Regions from separate parts of the Homo sapiens genome. Here region 1 is linked to region 2. Evidence: chromatin loops called from intact Hi-C (ENCODE). Cell type or tissue: B cell. All regions are shown on one strand. Each heading gives the region's core, and the rest is flanking DNA. Links, peaks and the distances in the headings are about the cores only.

Evidence for each region. A loop is a pair of places that touch in the nucleus more often than their neighbours do. Peaks named below come from ENCODE experiments on the same cell type or tissue, not always from the same donor. Only the 100,000 strongest peaks of a DNase experiment are listed, where the experiment ranks them.
Region 1: a loop joins it to region 2, with 1.9 times the contacts of the local background. A loop is called at or near these places in 3 of 110 quality-filtered maps.

What each region holds. Positions count from the first base shown.
Region 1 is chr5:112,792,903-112,800,902 of GRCh38, forward strand. The region is part of intron 7 of APC (APC regulator of Wnt signaling pathway); the gene reads left to right. Among named protein-coding and RNA genes, the nearest start is that of APC, 59 kb to the left of the region's middle. In B cell, for the core only: no CTCF peak of the experiment used is centred there; a DNase peak (open chromatin) is centred at 3,329; H3K4me3 peaks cover 886 bases; H3K27ac peaks cover 2,189 bases.
Region 2 is chr5:112,844,224-112,855,891 of GRCh38, forward strand. APC (APC regulator of Wnt signaling pathway) reads left to right here. Exons shown (of 16, transcript NM_000038.6): 16 at 1-2,016. Among named protein-coding and RNA genes, the nearest start is that of SRP19, 11 kb to the right of the region's middle. In B cell, for the core only: CTCF peaks have their summits at 4,207 (motif pointing left) and 4,407; a DNase peak (open chromatin) is centred at 4,218.

The DNA.
Region 1 (8,000 bases), core at 1-8,000, 51 kb before region 2:
GTAAAAGGATACAATGAAAGAGGCATTAAGACCAGGGAAGGTGACCACAGTAAAATCCGTGGAGCTGGAAAGCAGGTAAACAAGTGATAACATTCTAGCATATCAGAGAGGGTTGACCCATAAGGCAGCAATAGGAATGAAAAGTCATGAAGCAACTAGATACCTCTGGGTGTGAGAGTAAAAAAGGGTTAAAAGCAGGAAGATATTTGAAAATCTGTTAAGAAGCAGATGGACTTTCCAGAACCTCCCTACAACCCTGTACAGCTAGGTGACTGCTCCTTTCCAATCCCAGCAAAAGATGAGAGCTTTCTCCTCTGAAGAGGTGGAGAGGGTAAACAAAGGGTCTTTGGTTAGGGGTCAACCTTGTTTAATTGAACGTGAGGGTATCATACGAAACACTGAATTACATGAAAATTTACCTACTGAATGCTGAAACCCCCACTGGCATCCAGGCTTATAATCTCCAGGCAAGTTTCTGGAAGGAACTTCTATAAGGAATGTGACTAACCCTGATTCTGCTGAGAGAACATTAAAAAGGGAGAAAAAAAATCAGAAGAATGTGACTAACCCAAGAAAAAAAACTTAAAGAGACTTACATGGAAAAATTCACCCAACAAAACAACCCACCTAGATCACCCTATAGGGTAATATAGTTGACAAAATCCATTCTTCAGGCATAGAGCTTCATTTAACTTTTTCATAGATAGCCCGCTCTTAAATATGAGTGGACACTAACTACCAGACAGTATAGATCATTCTAGGAAGGTTCAATATCCAAATAAAAGGAGTTCCAAAAAGAAAATGGAGAAACTGGAGACAGGAAATTAGAGAAATAAATCAAAATTTCTCAGAAATTTTAACAAGGGGCTTAGTTTTCCAAAAAATTGGTCTCTCCAGTATCTAACATCATGTATAAGAATAATCCTACACTAAGACACATCATGAGGAAATTTCAAATCACTGGGGATAAAAAGAATATTCTAACAACCTTCTGGAGAAGGAAGAGAAAACAAATTTCACATAAAGGAACAGGAATGCAAATGCCTTTACATTTGTAAATAACAGCACTGGAAACTGGGAAGTAGGGTAGGCATTTCTTAAAACTTTTCTTTTTTTAAGAGACGTGGAACTAAGTCTCTTAAAAAAAAAAAAAAGGTAGGATGATCTAGCTGGGTTGTTTTGTTGGTGAATCCTGCCATGTAAGTAAGTCTCTTTAAAAAGTTTCTGTCACCCAGGCTGGAGTGCAGTGGCGCAATCTCGGCTCACTGCAACCTCTGCTTCCTGGGTTCAAGTGATCTTCCCACCTCAGCCCCCGAGTAGCTCATGTGCCACCATGCCTGACTAATTTTTGTATTTTTTGTAGAGACGAGGTTTTGCCATGTTGCCCAGGCTGGTCTCGAACTCCTGAGCTCAAGCAATCTGCCTGTCTTGGCCTTCCAAAGTGTGGGATTACAGGCGTGAGCCACTGCGCCTGACCCCTGTTAAACCTTTTAAAAGAAAATATGTGCAGCTATGTTTTGACCCCAGTTCTTTGACACCACTGTATATCCTCCAGTTGGGTTCAATTTTGATCCTAACTACCCAGAGTTAGAGTCAGCTCCACAAGTAAAAGACAAAGTCAGTCACAAGACTGTCCACTTCAAACGCCAGCCACAAGTTTTGGGTGTCCCTAAGCCACCAGGACTGCTGCCAAGCTGTCTATAAATTCCACCCCGTGTGCGTGTGCTGTGGTACCATTCCATTCTCACACTAACTACCCAGAGTTAGCACAGCCCCAACAGGTTAAGAGCCGACTCCTTCACAAGACTGCTCCCACCTCAGATGCCAGCCACAAATGTTGAGTATCTCCAAGCCACTCACATTTCTGCCCAGTGTGTTACAAATTCCAGGCTTCCACATCCCCTTCACGTTCAGTAATTCATTAGAATGGCTCACAACTCACTGAAAGTGCTATACTTAGGATTAACAGTTTTATTATAAGGATACAGATCAAGAATGGCCAAATGAAGAGACATATGGGGCAAGGCCTAAGGAAGGGGTGTAGGAATGGGGATGGGGGTGCAGAGATTTCATGCTTTCTCCTAGTGGAATCTAGGCATGTCACTCTTCTAGCACTTCATTGTTTTGTTTTTGTTTTTGTTTGAGACAGAGTCTCGCTCTGTAGCCCAGGCTGGAGTGCAGTGGCGTGATCTTGGCACACTGCAACCTCCGCCTCCTGGGTTCAAGCGATTCTCCTGCCTCAGCCTCCCTAGTAGCTGGGATTGTAGGTGTCTGCCACCATGCCTGGCTAATATTTTGTATTTTTAGTAGAGATGGGGTTTCACCATATTGGCCAGGCTGGGCTTGAACTCCTGACCTCATGATCTGCCCGCCTCGGCCTCCCAAAGTGTTAGGATTACAGGCATAAGCCACCGTTCCCAGCCTTTTCCAGCACTTCAGTGTATTCACCAATCAGAAAGCTGCACTGAGTTTTGGTATCCATAATTTTTATTGAAATTTTATTCTGTAGGCATGATTAATTAAATAATTGGCCACATGAGGATTAAACTCGATTTCCAGCCTCCTTCTCTTCCTGGAGGTCCGTCTGGCCCAAAGTTCTAACTCTCTTATCACATGGTGACAGCCACCCATCTTTTTGCTATCTGGTGGCCTACCCTGAGTTGCCTCATTAGCATAACACACACCCCTATCACTCGAGAAATTCCAAGGGTATTTGAAGCTCTCTCAGGTACAAATGAACAAAGACCAGCTATATTTTTTATTATACCATTCTAGCCTTTAATCAAAGTGTTAAATTTGAGAGTGGAATAAAGACACTTTTAGATAGGCAAAGTGTCAAATACGTTTTTCTCATGCACCCTTTTCTGGAACCTATTAAAGGATATACTCAAGTGAAATCGAAATGTAAAGCAAGAAAAATGAATTTTTTCAACTCAAGACCCAGGGGATATAATACAAGAGAAAGAGATGAGTGAAACTACAGAGTAAAGATGAAGGGACATCCTGAGATAAATGGTAAAGAAAGCAACCAGTCCATATTGAAACTATTGAGAGGATTCCAGGAGAGATTAAGTCCAAGAAGATGAAATCAGCAGAATACCTGCGGTTTCTGAATGTATTGAAGGGAAAGGAAATTTACACAGTAGGAGAGAAGCTGAGCATCAGTCATATGTACCCAGAAACCCAAATGAACAAAAAATAAAGATAACCTTTAACTCCATGGACAACAGGAAGTTGTAAAGGAAGGTGATTATAGTATACCATCTGCCAGCTATGATTAGAATTTCATAGTCAAAGTAATGTAAATAGTGGAAAATTTGTGTAACAATAAAGTGGAACTGAAATGAAGCATTCAACTGAAAAATGCAGAACTAGCCATTGAAGCAGGTTATTTGGAGATCGGAGGGGGTGAGTATCCCCCCTTCCCCAAAAACTCAGCTGAAAGAGATTAGAAAGAAAGAGTTCTTTCAAAAAACATTTTCATCCATGTCTGGCTTTTTTAATATCTGAGGAACTTTGGATTTAGTACATCTGAATCTGAAATATGTAGAAACTTATTTGCTAAGTAGACAGTTTAAGTACAATGTGATAGTCATAATCCTAAAAGCAGTTTAACATGACTGTCTTAAGCAAATATAAGTCAAATATTTGCAATTTAAAGAATGTGTTCATTTTTGCAATGGACTCTTTTTTTACCTGGCCCTTGGAAAGGGCCAGGAAAAAAAGCAGTATTTTTTTGCTCCTTTTCAGTTCTGTTGGTATTGATGTATGTAGCATTCTACTTATTATGACCTTTTTGGCTTTCTACTGAAGTTTTTATGTGTCTTTCATCCTTAAGCAAATTTGTTTTGGTCTATTTTTTAAATTATTTTTAAATAGGCAGTGTTTTGTTTTTAATTGAATAGCTTTAGTTACAGTTAGTTCTTTCCCCCCCATCTTTCTTGTATTCTGATTATTACTGTTTTGCTGCATCTAACAGGTTTTGATATTTCTAAATCAATAGTCACATTTTTTTCTAGTTGATTGAATCTTTTATTTATGTAATATAAAATAGCCCTCTATTTTATTTAATGCTGTTCACCTTCAATTTCATTGTAGTACCATTTATTAATAGTAATCCTCATTTTCCAGTACTGTTACAAGTTTCAGGTTGGAAACTTGTTTGTGTTTCTTGTATCTGTTCAAAACTTTTTATTCATATTATTGGATTTAGGGCAGACTGTCTGCTACTATGATCCAACCTCTTATTGCTTCCTTTTGTTATGATAATAGTTACATCAGTTGCATTATTCTGATAGTTTGTAAATGTAAGCCAAAGGAAGGTGCCATTTCACATTTAAGAAAGAACAAAACCACTTTTTACAATTTTGCCGTTTGTGGTTTGTTTATTGCATTATTTTATTCTTCTAATGTAAGTTAGAGGGAGAAGCTAGAAGATGGAGAAAATTGGGGATTGGACACTTGCAAATTAGTTCATAGAGCAGTAGATATGAGAAAGGGAAAAGCTTCTGCCAAATAATTTCTCTATCATGAAGCATATTTCTTATAGCATTTTCTTTGGCTACCTGTATTATAACTCTGGTTTAAGGTCTAGATGCTGGACGTGATTTAAGTCTACTAATTATTACACATGATTCAAAACTCAGAAGTTACATAAAGGTATGTGAGGCAACCAGTGCTGTGACTTTCTTGTGTGTTCTTCCAGACATAGTTTATTTATTAACAAGCAAGTACATTGGGTGGAATGGGAGCTGTGAGGACAATGCAGTGTGTCTTAAAAGATAATAGCAAATGAAGAATACTTACTAAAGTCACAGTATTCTTGCAACTCATTAATAAAGATAAATACAACTCACCTTTTAAGTGGGCAAAAGATTTAAATAGGCATTTCACCACAGAAGGTATATATAGGAATGGCAAATAAGTACATGAAAATATGCTCAATCATTAAGGAAATGCAAATCAAAGCCCAAGTGAGATACTGCTTCACACCCATTATGATGGCTTTAATCATAAAGGCAATAATAAGCATTGACGAAGATGTGGAGAAGCAGGATCCCTCATTGCTGGTGGGAATTTAAATAGTACAGCCACCATTTTAAAACAGTTGAGTGATTCCTCAAAATATTAAACATATAGTTATGTGACTCAGCAATCTTACTCCTAGGTATCTGGCCAAGAGAAATGAAAATATATGTGTACACAAAGACTTAGACTTGTATGTTCATTCACTAGCAGCATTTTTTCATAATAGCCTCAAAGGAGAAGCAGTGCAAATGTGTATCAACTAGTGAATAAATAAACAAAATTTGTTATATCCCTTCAGTGGAATATTATTCAGCAATTAAAAGTAAGTTACTGATGCAGAATTTATAACATGGATGAACCTCCAGAACATGCTAAGTAAAATAAGCCAGAGATATAAGTCCATTTATATCAAATGTCCAGAAAAGGCAAAATTTCTAAAGACAAAAAGTACATTAGTGGTTGTCTGACTGTAAGTGGAAATGAGGATTAACTGTAAATGGACAGCAGGAATTTTATTGGAATGATGAAAATGTTCTAAAACTGGATTACAGCTGTGCTTGATAAATCTAAAAGTCATTTAATTGAACACTTAAAATGGATGGATTTTGTGATATTTAAATACCTCACCAAAATTTTTTTTCAAGTTCTATCACCTAGAGTAGAAAACCTTGGAGAAGTTGTAAAGCAACTATGGAAATGAGGAAACTAGTTAGAATTAATCTTTCATAATAGTGAACAACCACTTCTTTTGTCTTCAGTGTATCGAAGCGTGCAGGCAGGCCTGTAGCCTAGGATCAGTGAAAGAATAAAAAAAAGTAATTAGGAAAGAGGAGGGAGGAAAGAAAATGAAGATAGTAAATGTTAAATGGTAGTTTGGGTTGGAATTGCCTGGGTTGGAATTCCAGCTCTGACTCTGCCATTTACTAGATATGTGACTGAAAACAAGTTACTTATATTCTCTGTGCCTCCATCTCTTTATCTATAAAATGGGGATAATGGCCGGGCACTGTGGCTCATGCCTGTAATCCCAGCACTTTGGGAAACTGAGGTGGGCAGATCACCTGAGGTCAGGAGTTCAAGACCAACCTAACCAACATGGTGAAACCCTGTCTCTACTAAAAATACAAAACATAACCAGCATGGTGGTGGGCGCCTGTAATCCCAGCTACTTGGGAGGCTGAGGCATGAGAATCGTTTGAGCCGAGATTGCGCCATTGCACTCCAGCCTGGGTGACAGGGCGAGACTCTGTCTCAAAAAAAAAAAAAAAAAAAAAGGCACTTTAATATTACTCAACATATTCAAAACATAATTAATGATCTGTTCCTCCTAAGCCCTCTTTACTACCCCACCTTGCAGCAAAAAACCTTCATCCTCCCTCAGTATTACCTATCTCTGTGAGGAGTAGCACCATCATTATTGAATTGTGTGAGCTAAGGAATGTAGGAGTAATACTCCACACCAGACCTCTTCCTCCACTCCCCATATCCTGTCAGCGAACCCGATCAGATTTACCTCTATGTCTCCACTTCTTTTATCTCTGTCACTGCTTCCCTAGTGCATAGTGCCACTGTCTCACACTTATATTAATACATTAGCCTCCTAACTGGTCTTTCCTATGTTTCCTCCCTACTTAGACCATTTAAAATTTGACTTAAAAAATAAAATTTACTTGCAACTTTATCCATTAATATATTAGTATTAATTATGTGGGGGCAATCATGCAGTGGCCTCACTGTAACTTGCAAGTAGAAAAGGCAAGAATGCCATCTAAGAATCGCAGAAAAAGGCATTAAAATTTAAATTTTTTTATCATATTCTTTTTGTTCTACTTTCCTCCTTATTTTTGGTGCTTCATCCACACCATGATTCGTTGACACGCTAAAACAAGCCACACTCCCTCCTACCCTGGGTCCTCTGCATGTGATCTGTTTTACCCAGAACACTCATCCTCTACTCCTCCCCTTTGCCTAGTTAACTCCTATTTACTCTTCAAGTCTTTACTCAAACAGCACTTCCCAAGAGAGCTCTTCCAAACCTCCAGAGTATATCATATCTCTCTGTTATATATATTTACAGCACCTTGTACCCTTCTTTCATGGCATTTGTCAATTTTACCTTTATTATTTCTGTCATTATTTGACAGTGTCCCTGACTAAACTGTAAGGTCCAAGAGAGCATAGAACAATGTCTAGTTTTGCTAGCACTGTATTCCCCAGCATCTATTGCAAGTAACTAACATAGTAGATGGTCAGTAATTTTCTTTAAATATGTTGACATCTTCACTTACGTTAGTGTCAAATCTTTGTGGTCTTAGATTCATTTTGTCTCTAGGTTGACTTTATGTATGTATATCTATTCTTGTGGATTCCATTAAATTCTATAGCATGATTTTCAGATGGTACTAATTATTCTTATATTTCTGGATTACTGAGTGCTACCTCACTTTTGCCAGCATATAACTGATACTAGTTTATTGATGGAAATGTTGCATATAAATTAAATTTTTAAGTCACATTTTTTAAATGATCTAGGAAAGCTTGATGTTTAAAGAAATTACGTTAGGAATCATTTTGTAATTTAATTATCCACTGTTAGGTCAGATTTTTAATGTATAATTTTTATTTTAGATATTTTTTTCCTAGAACAAGCATATAGGTGTTTCTATAAATGACCGTGAGAAATTCTTTTATTTCTTTAATTTTGTGGTGGTATTTTTATAAAGTGACTGCTTTGTGCTAGGGATAATCTATCTTGAAATGACTGCTTTTACTGGATGTAATCTGTCATTTTAATTTCCTGTTAACAGATGGTGGTTGCATTAGAAAAGGCTTTGGGTTTTATTCATATCAGAAGCTAAGAGCCTATCATTTTATTTCACCTAACTTTTATTAGAAGATATACATATATATATATATATTCTATGTGAAAATATACCTAAGTAGAAGATATTTGTAAGCTTAGGTAATAGTTT
Region 2 (11,668 bases), core at 115-8,114:
GTAAATAGGTTTGATTCTTGTTAGAGGGTTTTTGTTCTGGAAGCCATATTTGATAGTATACTTTGTCTTCACTGGTCTTATTTTGGGAGGCACTCTTGATGGTTAGGAAAAAAATAGTAAAGCCAAGTATGTTTGTACAGTATGTTTTACATGTATTTAAAGTAGCATCCCATCCCAACTTCCTTTAATTATTGCTTGTCTTAAAATAATGAACACTACAGATAGAAAATATGATATATTGCTGTTATCAATCATTTCTAGATTATAAACTGACTAAACTTACATCAGGGAAAAATTGGTATTTATGCAAAAAAAAATGTTTTTGTCCTTGTGAGTCCATCTAACATCATAATTAATCATGTGGCTGTGAAATTCACAGTAATATGGTTCCCGATGAACAAGTTTACCCAGCCTGCTTTGCTTTACTGCATGAATGAAACTGATGGTTCAATTTCAGAAGTAATGATTAACAGTTATGTGGTCACATGATGTGCATAGAGATAGCTACAGTGTAATAATTTACACTATTTTGTGCTCCAAACAAAACAAAAATCTGTGTAACTGTAAAACATTGAATGAAACTATTTTACCTGAACTAGATTTTATCTGAAAGTAGGTAGAATTTTTGCTATGCTGTAATTTGTTGTATATTCTGGTATTTGAGGTGAGATGGCTGCTCTTTTATTAATGAGACATGAATTGTGTCTCAACAGAAACTAAATGAACATTTCAGAATAAATTATTGCTGTATGTAAACTGTTACTGAAATTGGTATTTGTTTGAAGGGTCTTGTTTCACATTTGTATTAATAATTGTTTAAAATGCCTCTTTTAAAAGCTTATATAAATTTTTTTCTTCAGCTTCTATGCATTAAGAGTAAAATTCCTCTTACTGTAATAAAAACAATTGAAGAAGACTGTTGCCACTTAACCATTCCATGCGTTGGCACTTATCTATTCCTGAAATTTCTTTTATGTGATTAGCTCATCTTGATTTTTAATATTTTTCCACTTAAACTTTTTTTTCTTACTCCACTGGAGCTCAGTAAAAGTAAATTCATGTAATAGCAATGCAAGCAGCCTAGCACAGACTAAGCATTGAGCATAATAGGCCCACATAATTTCCTCTTTCTTAATATTATAGAATTCTGTACTTGAAATTGATTCTTAGACATTGCAGTCTCTTCGAGGCTTTACAGTGTAAACTGTCTTGCCCCTTCATCTTCTTGTTGCAACTGGGTCTGACATGAACACTTTTTATCACCCTGTATGTTAGGGCAAGATCTCAGCAGTGAAGTATAATCAGCACTTTGCCATGCTCAGAAAATTCAAATCACATGGAACTTTAGAGGTAGATTTAATACGATTAAGATATTCAGAAGTATATTTTAGAATCCCTGCCTGTTAAGGAAACTTTATTTGTGGTAGGTACAGTTCTGGGGTACATGTTAAGTGTCCCCTTATACAGTGGAGGGAAGTCTTCCTTCCTGAAGGAAAATAAACTGACACTTATTAACTAAGATAATTTACTTAATATATCTTCCCTGATTTGTTTTAAAAGATCAGAGGGTGACTGATGATACATGCATACATATTTGTTGAATAAATGAAAATTTATTTTTAGTGATAAGATTCATACACTCTGTATTTGGGGAGGGAAAACCTTTTTAAGCATGGTGGGGCACTCAGATAGGAGTGAATACACCTACCTGGTGCCTTGAAAATCACATCAAGTAGTTAATTATCTACCCCTTACCTGTGTTTATAACTTCCAGGTAATGAGAATGATTTTTTTTAAAGCTAAAATGCCAGTAAATAAAAGTGCTATGACTTGAGCTAAGATATTTGACTCCAATGCCTGTACTGTGTCTACTGCACCACTTTGTAAACACTTCAATTTACTATCTTTGAAATGATTGACCTTTAAATTTTTGCCAAATGTTATCTGAAATTGTCTATGAATACCATCTACTTCTGTTGTTTTCCCAGGCTTCCATAAACAATGGAGATACATGCATATAGGTCATACTGGTTTCCTTTCATTTTTTGATTTTCTATTTCTAATTTTCTGAATTACTGCATGCCAGTTGTTGCAAACCACTTCAAGTACTTCTATGGAAAGAGATGGATGTTAGTCAATTAGATAAACTTGCCTTTTAATTCAAATAAGGAAGAAAATATAAATGCTGAAAATGAACATTCCACATGCCAGAAAAGTGGAATTTTTGTAGGCAACACTTGAGTGGGGGGAGACGGGCCAGTCTATACTACCCATTGAAGTAAAGACTGCTGGATGAGGCCCTCTGTTAGAGATAGTGGTTCTGAATTAGTAAAGGGGCAAATCTCAATTCTAATTATAGATGTTCACAGGGTGCTGCTATAATCGATAGCAGGCCAAATATTCCCAGTTTATGCTTGTTAACAAATGGCATACTAAGCCCAGCGTTGGGAATTAGTCAGGAGTTACGATGCCTGTTTAGAGAGGAGTGGGGGAGGGAGAGTTACCTAACGTAAGGCACTTCAAAGGAGTGCGTTGGGATCACCAGGAGTGCTTAACAAGACATAGCTGGGCCATACCCCCAGTTTGATTCAGGATGTTTGGAATGGGGCCTAAGAACTTGCATATCTAACAAGTTCAAAGGTGAGGCTAATGCTGCTGGTCTGGAGACCACACTTTTTGAGAATTACTGCCCTAAGATCACAGTGAAGCTCCTTGAGTGGTTGCCTTCAGCTCTAGCGATTCCTCCCAACAACTGGACCCTTAATCTGACAAAGTATAGCAACAGATAAAAGACTTCCCCTAGGCATAAAAGATTTCAATATTAAGCCATCCAATTTCATAATGCTCATCTCAACTCCTGACAGCAGACAAACTTAGCCAGACATGAACAAACAAGTAATTCTAAAGACAGTGATTATATTTGAAGGATCAGTTAATGTTCCCTTTGAGACTGTCATTATAAAAAGCAGTAACTTCAGCAAAGATCTAATTTGAATTTTCAATAAGATTAAAAGACTATGAAAAGGGAACTTTGAGATGAGAGAAGGTTGATTTCAGATGAAAATATCCAGTTTTTTAATATACAGTGGAAGTGATCAATAATTAGCAAATAAGATATTTGAGGACAACTTTACAGATTACCAGGGTAATGAAAAGGAAGTAATCAAAGATAAGCCCCATAAGGATCAAATAGCACTGTAAGTACAGTAAAATGTTTCTTGATTAAAATATGGATCATGTTGCCACAGGTTAATTACATGAAAGAATGAATCTCTTGCAGAGGATGGGAGCCAGTTGCACAATATCTGAATATATGTTATCCCAGGGTTTCTTGGAATCTAAGGAAAAAAGCAGAGCACCAGAAATGCAAAAAGTAAATTGCCCATAGTTAAAGGAACATCTGAGTAGTCAGATCATTAAAATTTATGAAACAATTATTTTTCACAAGTCATGGTGGCTGAAATAGAGTGTATAATTTTTTTCCTTTCAAATAAGCGTATTTTCCTCATATTACACTGACTTAAAATTTAAAAATTACTTTGTAATGTTGAAACCTATAGACTGTGGCTCCTGTAAACCCCAGGTCATTTTCCTGCCATTCTTACAACTCTGTCTAAGATCTATAAAAGTATATTCTGCTTTTTGTTAGGCCATTCATGCTTTTTTCAACCTGTACATTCTATGTATATAATATTGTTCTTGGTGCTAAATACACTTTCTTTTATCTGATATTCAGGATAATTCTTTCTCTACATTTGTGACTATCCACTTATTTTCTCGAATAATTAAAAATATTCAACATAATGTATGTTAGTGAAGGTGACCAATGAATATAAAGCAGCATTAGTGAAAAATAACTATTGAAAAAAATGCCAAACATTAACTTCCCTACCTACACCACCTTTTGGAATCCAGACCCTTAGCCTCATTCACTGGTCACTGAACTACGTACCCAGTCTTTCTCCCTGACCTTGGCTATTTGTACCAGAGTTGTATCTGACCTAGAGGAGACTCATCATCAGCTGGTCAGTGACCAGAGACTTGTATAGCACTGCTTGGAAATAAAAAAATGATCAGGCCAATCAATTTGAAATAGTAACAAAGGACATTTCTGGCCGGGTCTTGAGTGCTGGAACTGAAAGAGCACGCACACAGTTAAGGCTCAAATTACTATGACTGGCATCATGAAGCTTAAACTAAGAGGAAGCCACCTAGTGGAGAAAGAGGAAAAGGGAACAGATACTGGGAGGACACATAGTGAGAGAGAGACAAGAATCACAAGCTCAAGACCAGCCTGGGCAACAAAGCGAGACCCTGTCTCTACAAAAAAAAAAAAAAAAAAAAAAATAGGGCCTGATGGTGCATACCTGTAGTCCCAGCTACACAGAGTCTGAGGCGGAAGGATCGCTTGAGGCTGTCAGTTCAAGACTGCAGTGAGCTGTAAGCCCTCCAGCCTGGATGACAAAGCAAGACCCTGTCTCTTAAAAAAAAGAAAAAAAAAATCCTAGGGGTAACATAGTGAGACCTCGTCTCTACAAAAAATTAGCTGGGCATGGGGCTACACGCCTGTAGTCCCAGCTACTCAGGAGGCTGAGGTGAGAGGATCGTTCTCGCCACTGCACTCCAGCCTTGGTGACAAAATAAGAACCTGTCTCAAAAAAAGAGTCCCTAGCTCCTGGAGTCACTCAGTTCCTGCCATTTTTGAGACTTTGTTCTACTTTTCCCGGTTTGGGGAGCACTTGTGAACCTCTCACCCCTCTTTGGTCCTGAAGTAACTTTAACAGAAAACCATATTTAGACATACAGTAAGTTTTAAAATTTCCAAGATAAGACTATAAAAACATCATTGGGGCCGGGAGCGGTGGCTCACGCCTGTAATCCCAACTCTTCGGGAGGCCGAGGCAGGTGGATAAGGAGATCAAGAGATCAAGACCATCCTGGCCAGCATGGTGAAACCCTGTCTCTACTGAAAATAAAAAAATTAGTCGGGTGTGGTGGCGCGCGCCTGTAGTCCCACCTAGTCAGAAGGCTGAGGCAGGAGAATCACTTGAACCCGGGAGGCGGCGGAGGTTGCAGTGAGCCAAGATCTCACCACTGCACTGCAGCCTGGGTGACAGAGCGAGGGAAAAAATAAATAAATAATAAAAAAAATTAAAAAAAAACAATAGGAAGAGAAGAATAGGTTGCCTTAAAAGAAAAAAGTTGGCATCAAATATCTCTGTAATACTAAATGTCAAAGAACAAAACACCACAAAAAATGGAACACAATACATGCGGCATTTGGAGGGAATAGAAATATTACCTAAGAATTCTGAAACCAACCATACTAACATTTCATTTATCAGCCTTTGGGATTCTTGTTATAGTTAAAAACAAGACCTCTAAATGACAAGATGTTTATTTAAAGAATATGAGGTAGCCCACAGGATCTGTATGAGGACTAGAAAATCAGCCTTAGAAACTGATTTTTCTAAGTGGATATTGTTTCACAGTGGAAACAATATCCAAACCATACTGTGAGACTGCAGTAAAGACTTAGATGCTACCCCTAAATGCTGGAATCCTCTGACACCATCGCCATAAAATAAGATTACATGTGGCACTCACTTCACGCTGCTTGCTTCTGAATTGAAGTCTTGCTTGGGTGGACGTGATTGGCAGAGGATGTATTGACATGCCTGTAGCACCTGGGAAAGTTCACTTTTTTGTTTCTCCATTGAGGCTGGATTCATAAAAATGAATTTCTCAAATCTATGAGTGACACTGCAAAAGTGCTTGGGAGCCAGAAACCATGACGTATTTCTACTACAGTATTCCAGCTGCCCCAGTAATTAAGATAAATGGAAAGGTATTAAGATTGAGCAATGAAATATTTAAACTTGAATAAATGTATAAATAATGTTGTTAACCTGATAATGAATCTCAATGTGAATGTTTAAATAACTCACAGAGAAACAATGAAATGCTTAGTAATTTAAATCATCTTAAATTCAAGATTATTCAACCCAGACGGGGAAATAAGGGTTAGAAGGAAAGGAAGAGGTTAAAACACACTGTTTTGAATTTTATGTAGGCAGTGTCAATAGATACTATTTTATTTTTAACTTAGAAAAAATACAAATTCAATTTTTAAGTTTAGTGGTCATGTCAATGTTTAAAAAAAGTATACTACTTTTTCCAGTTTGGGGAACACTTGTGAACTTCTAACCCCTCTTTGTTCCTAAAGTAACTTGAAACTAACAGAAAATCTTATTTAAGTAAAATTTTCCCTCCAAATCACTAGCTGAAAGATAACAGCTAAATTAGCCACAGTGAAGCATAAAATGACGGAATAAGAGTAATAAATGTATTAAACACATAAAATAGCCACTATCAGATTGGATAAAATGAAATCTCCCAACTATATCCCACTAACAAAACAGTCTAAATGATTCAGAATGGATACAATAAAAAGTACAACCACCTTGCAGAGGCAAATGCAAAGAAAACAGTAAAGGCAAATTTATGACAGTATAGTTCTCGATAAAAGGCATCAAACATGAAACATGATGACAACATTTGGTACTATAAATAATAACTTTTCCTTTTGTTTTGCACAGACTAATTCATCTGTAAAGCACTGGCAGCCTCATTGTTACCATGGTTTTTGTTAATTTCTCTTTGCATTTGTAATTTGTTGTTGTTGCCCAAACAACAGTCTCACTCTGTTGCCCAGGCTAGAGTGCAGTGGTGGGATCTCAGCTCACTGCAACCTCTGTCTCCCAGGTTCAAGTGATTCTCCTGCCTCAGCCTCCTGAGTAGCTGGGATTACAGGCATCCACCAACACACCCAGCTAATCTTTTGTATTTTTAGTAGAGACAGGGTTTTACCATTTTGGTCAGGCTGGTCTCAAACTCCTGAGCTTAGGTGATCCGCCCACCTTGGCCTCCCAAAGTGCTGGGATTACAGGCGTGAGCCACTGCGCCCGGCCTGTAATTTTGTTTCATACATTTGCTACCAAGGAGCAGTTATTATTTAAAAACTACAACTTCTGAGCTGGGCATGGTGGCTCATGCCTGTAATCCTAGCATTTAGGGAGGCCAAGGCAGGAGGATTGCTTGAGCCGAGGAGTTCAAGACCAGCTTGGGCAACATAGTGAGACCCCTGTCTCTATTTTAAAAATAATAGCCAGGCGCGGTGACTCACACCTGTAATCCCAGCACTTTGGGAGGCCGAGGGGGACAGATCACCTGAGGTCGGGAGTTCAAGGCCAGCCTGACCAACACGGAGAAACCCCGTCTCTCCTAAAAATACAAAATTAGCTGGGCGTGGTGGCCTATGCCTGTAATCCCAGCTACTCGGGAGGCTGAGGCAGGAGAATCACTTGAACCCAGGAGGTGGAGGTTGCAGTGAGCCGAGATCACATCATTGCACTCCAGCCTGGGCAACAAGAGTGACATTCGGTCTCAAAAAAAGTAAAATAAAATAAAAATAATAAAACCACAACTTCCTTTTAAAAAGGTGGATTCTGTGAAAGGACGTTTCTCAGAGGATCCTTTTCTTTAGCTGAGGACCTTTATGAGTTTGAAATCTGAAAAGCCAAGCCTGGAGTGAGTTGGGAGGAGAGTTAGAGAAAATTTAATAGGTTTGCTTAAGAGAGGTGAGAATCTGGAATTCTTGGGGTAGTCCAGGAATGGGAGGCTGAGGAGGAGAGATGGGAGAGAACAAAGGGAAAGAGGAGAAAGCAAAATATGGAGAGGTCAAGGTTCTAGGTGAAGTAATATGCCCATGATGCAGTGGCTAAAATGATTCAAGAAAGAGAGGTACATTATTTTAGTTGGAACCCTAGGTTCTTTGCAAAATCTCTATTCCAGTGTTAACGTATTCACTTGTTTTTAATTTTCAGGGTCTTTTCTTTACAATTGTAATTAGCTTCACCATCATAGTAACTATAATTATTTAAATCTAAGTATAAATTAGATTTCAGTATTCAGCACTGTTCTATATTACATGACTTTGATTTTCTTCAATTCTGTATGTTAATTTGGCTTAGCTGGAGTATTTCCTCAAATGATTATTATCTTTTCAGAAAAGCTAAATTAGGGTACTGTCTAAATCCATACTCGTTTTCAAATTGTTTTATTTTGCCCTCACACAAGGATAATTTGGGTCACAATTTTGGTCACAATTCTTTTTCTCAGAACTTTTAGATTTTAGCATTTACTACTGCTAAGAAGTTCCAGTATCATTCTGGGTTTCTTCCAATATAGATAACTTTTATTTCCTACTTGAGTGTTTATAGGGTTTTATTTTAAGCCCTTCAATAAAGAAATTTTACTAGCGTTAAGTCCAGCTGTTTGTCTTTTTTCCCATAACTCTTTTAATCCTGAATCTTTTCAATCTTGAGCCTTCAAGCAAATGTTCACATGTTCTTTCTTTTACTGTTACTTCCCCTCCATCACTTCTTTTCTCTCACTTTGCTGCATAAGAAATCAAGCCATAATATAAGGAATTTGGACCAGGCGTGAGGGGTCACGCCTGTAATCCCAGCACTTTAGTAGGCCGAGGCAGGTGGAACACGAGGTCAGGAGATCAAGACCATCCTGGCCAACATGGTGAAACCCTGTCTCTACTAAAAATACAAAAATTAGCTGGGTGTGGTGGCATATGCCTGTAGTCCCAGCTACTTGGGAGGCTGAGGCAGGAGAATTGCTTGAACTGGAGAGACAGAGGCTGCAGTGAGCTGAGATCACGCCACTGCCCTGCAGCCTGGATGACAGAGCGAGACTCTGTCTCAAAAAAAAAAAAAAAATGTAGTGGATACTGGGTCCAAATCAACTGTATCCACCAAAATGGCCCTTGTTATCAGAAACTGGGCAGTGCCTAAGTGGGGACTCTACTCTCAGGAGTTCTTGATGTCCAGAAGTTGCACTGCATTCCCCTAGATGTGGCAAGAACACCTGTCCTCCACTTTGGTATTAACATTTTCCCATAAGATTACCAAACCAGTACTGTTTGTGTTCAAATGCCTTAAGGTATTTTTAATGAAATAGTTTCATTAAAACAGATTTTAATGATAGCCTATTCTCCTAACTCAAAATATAGATATGAATCCTCCAGGGTCTGGATATGGAACACATACAAATCTTAGTGACAAACACCATGTTGTGCTCTGACAGTTTTCCCCCAGATGGTGACAGTTTTGTCATTGGGTCAAGCTGGTCTTCATAACTCTTAGTTGTTCTAGGGTAAATTCTGTGTTCTGTGGAATTGACTTCTGACAGAATGGTAGAACATATTTCCAAAAATGGCACACTATCTCCCATTCCACGTGCTTTTTTTACAGTACAAATCTATTGCCCCTCCTTTGAATCTGAGTTGGTCCTGTGATTGCTTTGACCAATAGGATGTGGAGAAAATGATCTTCTGGGACTTCCAAGACCAGGCATTAAAAAAGCCTAGCAGCTTCTACTTTGCCATCTGCAGGAAACTTGTTAAAACTGTAATGAAGACTTTTCTCAAGACTTTGGCAATTGGGGTATTGCAATAGGGGAAAGGGATTAGCAGCTAGAGATTTATAGCCAAAGGGGTAAGTGGATGGAAAATTGCTAAGGGAAGACATCAAGGATAGGGTGATCCTTGCTAACCTGACTTAACAGGTTCTTGCTGTAAGCAGGCCAAAGCCTTTTACATTAAAGGTGGGGGATGAGAAATCTGATTAGATTTCAAGGGTAGGGAAATTCTCACTAAACTTAGCAGGATTCTTGCTAAAACTAGGTTGGGCTAGACAGGTCAAAGAGAAGACTGGGGCCAAGGTCGAGACCTAGTTGAGAAGAGGATTCAGAGGAGACTGTTTAATGTTTGGTCAAGGAGAGAGTCTTTATCAAAGCCCAATCTAACCATATGGAGATGCCACACCACATGGAGATAGAGATATCCAACCAGCCTTCAGCTGTTCAAGCCATCCCAACTGAGGCAGACATAAACATAAAGTCATTGTGGACTTTCTAGCCCCAGCAGATGCCACATAAAACAGAGACAAGCTGGTCCTGTTTATCTACCCTACCCAAACTGCACTTTCATGAGCAAATAAATTTTTGTTGTTGTTTTAAAGCAGTAAGTTTTAGAGTGCTTTGTTACACAGCAACAGACAAGTGAGACAGGCAGCCATCCCCATTAGCTAACCAAATATGCCCAAGCGTGCCATGAATTTCCCAATAGACTCAACTCAAGCTCAGTCTGGGGTGATCCTGCTATGGCTGTATGCATATGAGTCTCACTCTTAGACCTGTGAGCAACTTGAACTAGATTCTTCATGTTAGGCTTTTGAAAGTTTAATTATAATGTGTCTTAATGTGGGTTTTTTTTTTTAGTTAATCTTACTTGGAGTTCACTGAGCTTCCTGGATGTTTATATTAATATCTTTCAACAAATTTGAGAATTTTTCAGCCATTATTTCTTCAAATATTCTTGCTGTCCTTTCTGTCTCTCTTCTCCTTCTAAAACTCCCACAATGTGTATATTGGTCCACTTGATGGTGTTCCAACAGGTCCCTTAGAATTTGTTTGCTTTTCTTATTTTTTTTTCTTTTGGTTCCTCAGACTCAGTAATTTCCATTATCTTCAAGTTTGCTCATTCTTCTGTCCGTTCAAAACTGCCTCTGACTCCCTCTAGTGAATTTTTCATTTTAGTTGCTGTATTTTTTCACCTTCAGAATTTCTTTTTTGTCTTCTTTTTAGATTTTCTGTCTCTTTATTGTTATTTCCATTTTGTAAATACATGGTTTCCTCAACTTTCTCCACATCCTCCTTTAGTTCTTTGAGCCTCCTTAAGACAGTTGTTTTAAAGTCTCTATCTAGTAGATCTACCATCAGATCTTTTTCAGAAATAGTTTCTGTCGATATCTTTTATTTACTTTTTCTCTTTTCACCCCTACTCTGAGATTTACCAAGATTTTTTCTCTTTGAATGAGCCTAATTTTCCTGTTTCTTCGTATGCCTTGTGATTTTTTGTTGAAAACTGGACATTTGAATCCAATGGCACTTGTTTTCAAACCTTATTTTTTATAAAACCATCTTCCTTTTCTTCAAACACATGTGCCACTAAATCCAACATATTAACCTTGGTTGAGGCTGCTGGCTGGAGATGGGGTTCACAAAGACAGAGAAGATCAAGGTAAGCAGGAGATGTGGTAACTCTGGAAATCAAATTCTCCCCTTCCCTGGGTTTTTTGTTTGTTTAATTGTTATAGGCTCTCTCTGTGCCAAGGTTCAACGTGAGGTGTACACTCGAGGTCTTCTCAGGTTTTTCTGATCCTAGTGTTTTCCTCGGAATGCATAGTTACTTTCTAATTTTCCTCATATATGCCATTGTTTTTGGATGTCCTAGTCTTTAATGCCTGCCTCCCAAAAGAAAAAAAAAAGAGAGAGAGAGAAAAATTAAGGAGGAGGGGCACCAGTCCTTTAAATCCCCTGGAAGTCACTTCAGCTGGAGAGAAGGGGTTTGAACCAATGAGGGGAGGTGCAAAATCCATGACCATCTGCCTCTTTGTCTGCACTTATATGATCAGAAGCAGCAATCAATGACCAGTGTACAGATGCCCAGTACTTGGAAGACAGGGTGCTTTTTGCCCACTCTGGGTCCCATAGGCTGTTCCTGGAATGCGTATACAGCTGACTATCACAGGGC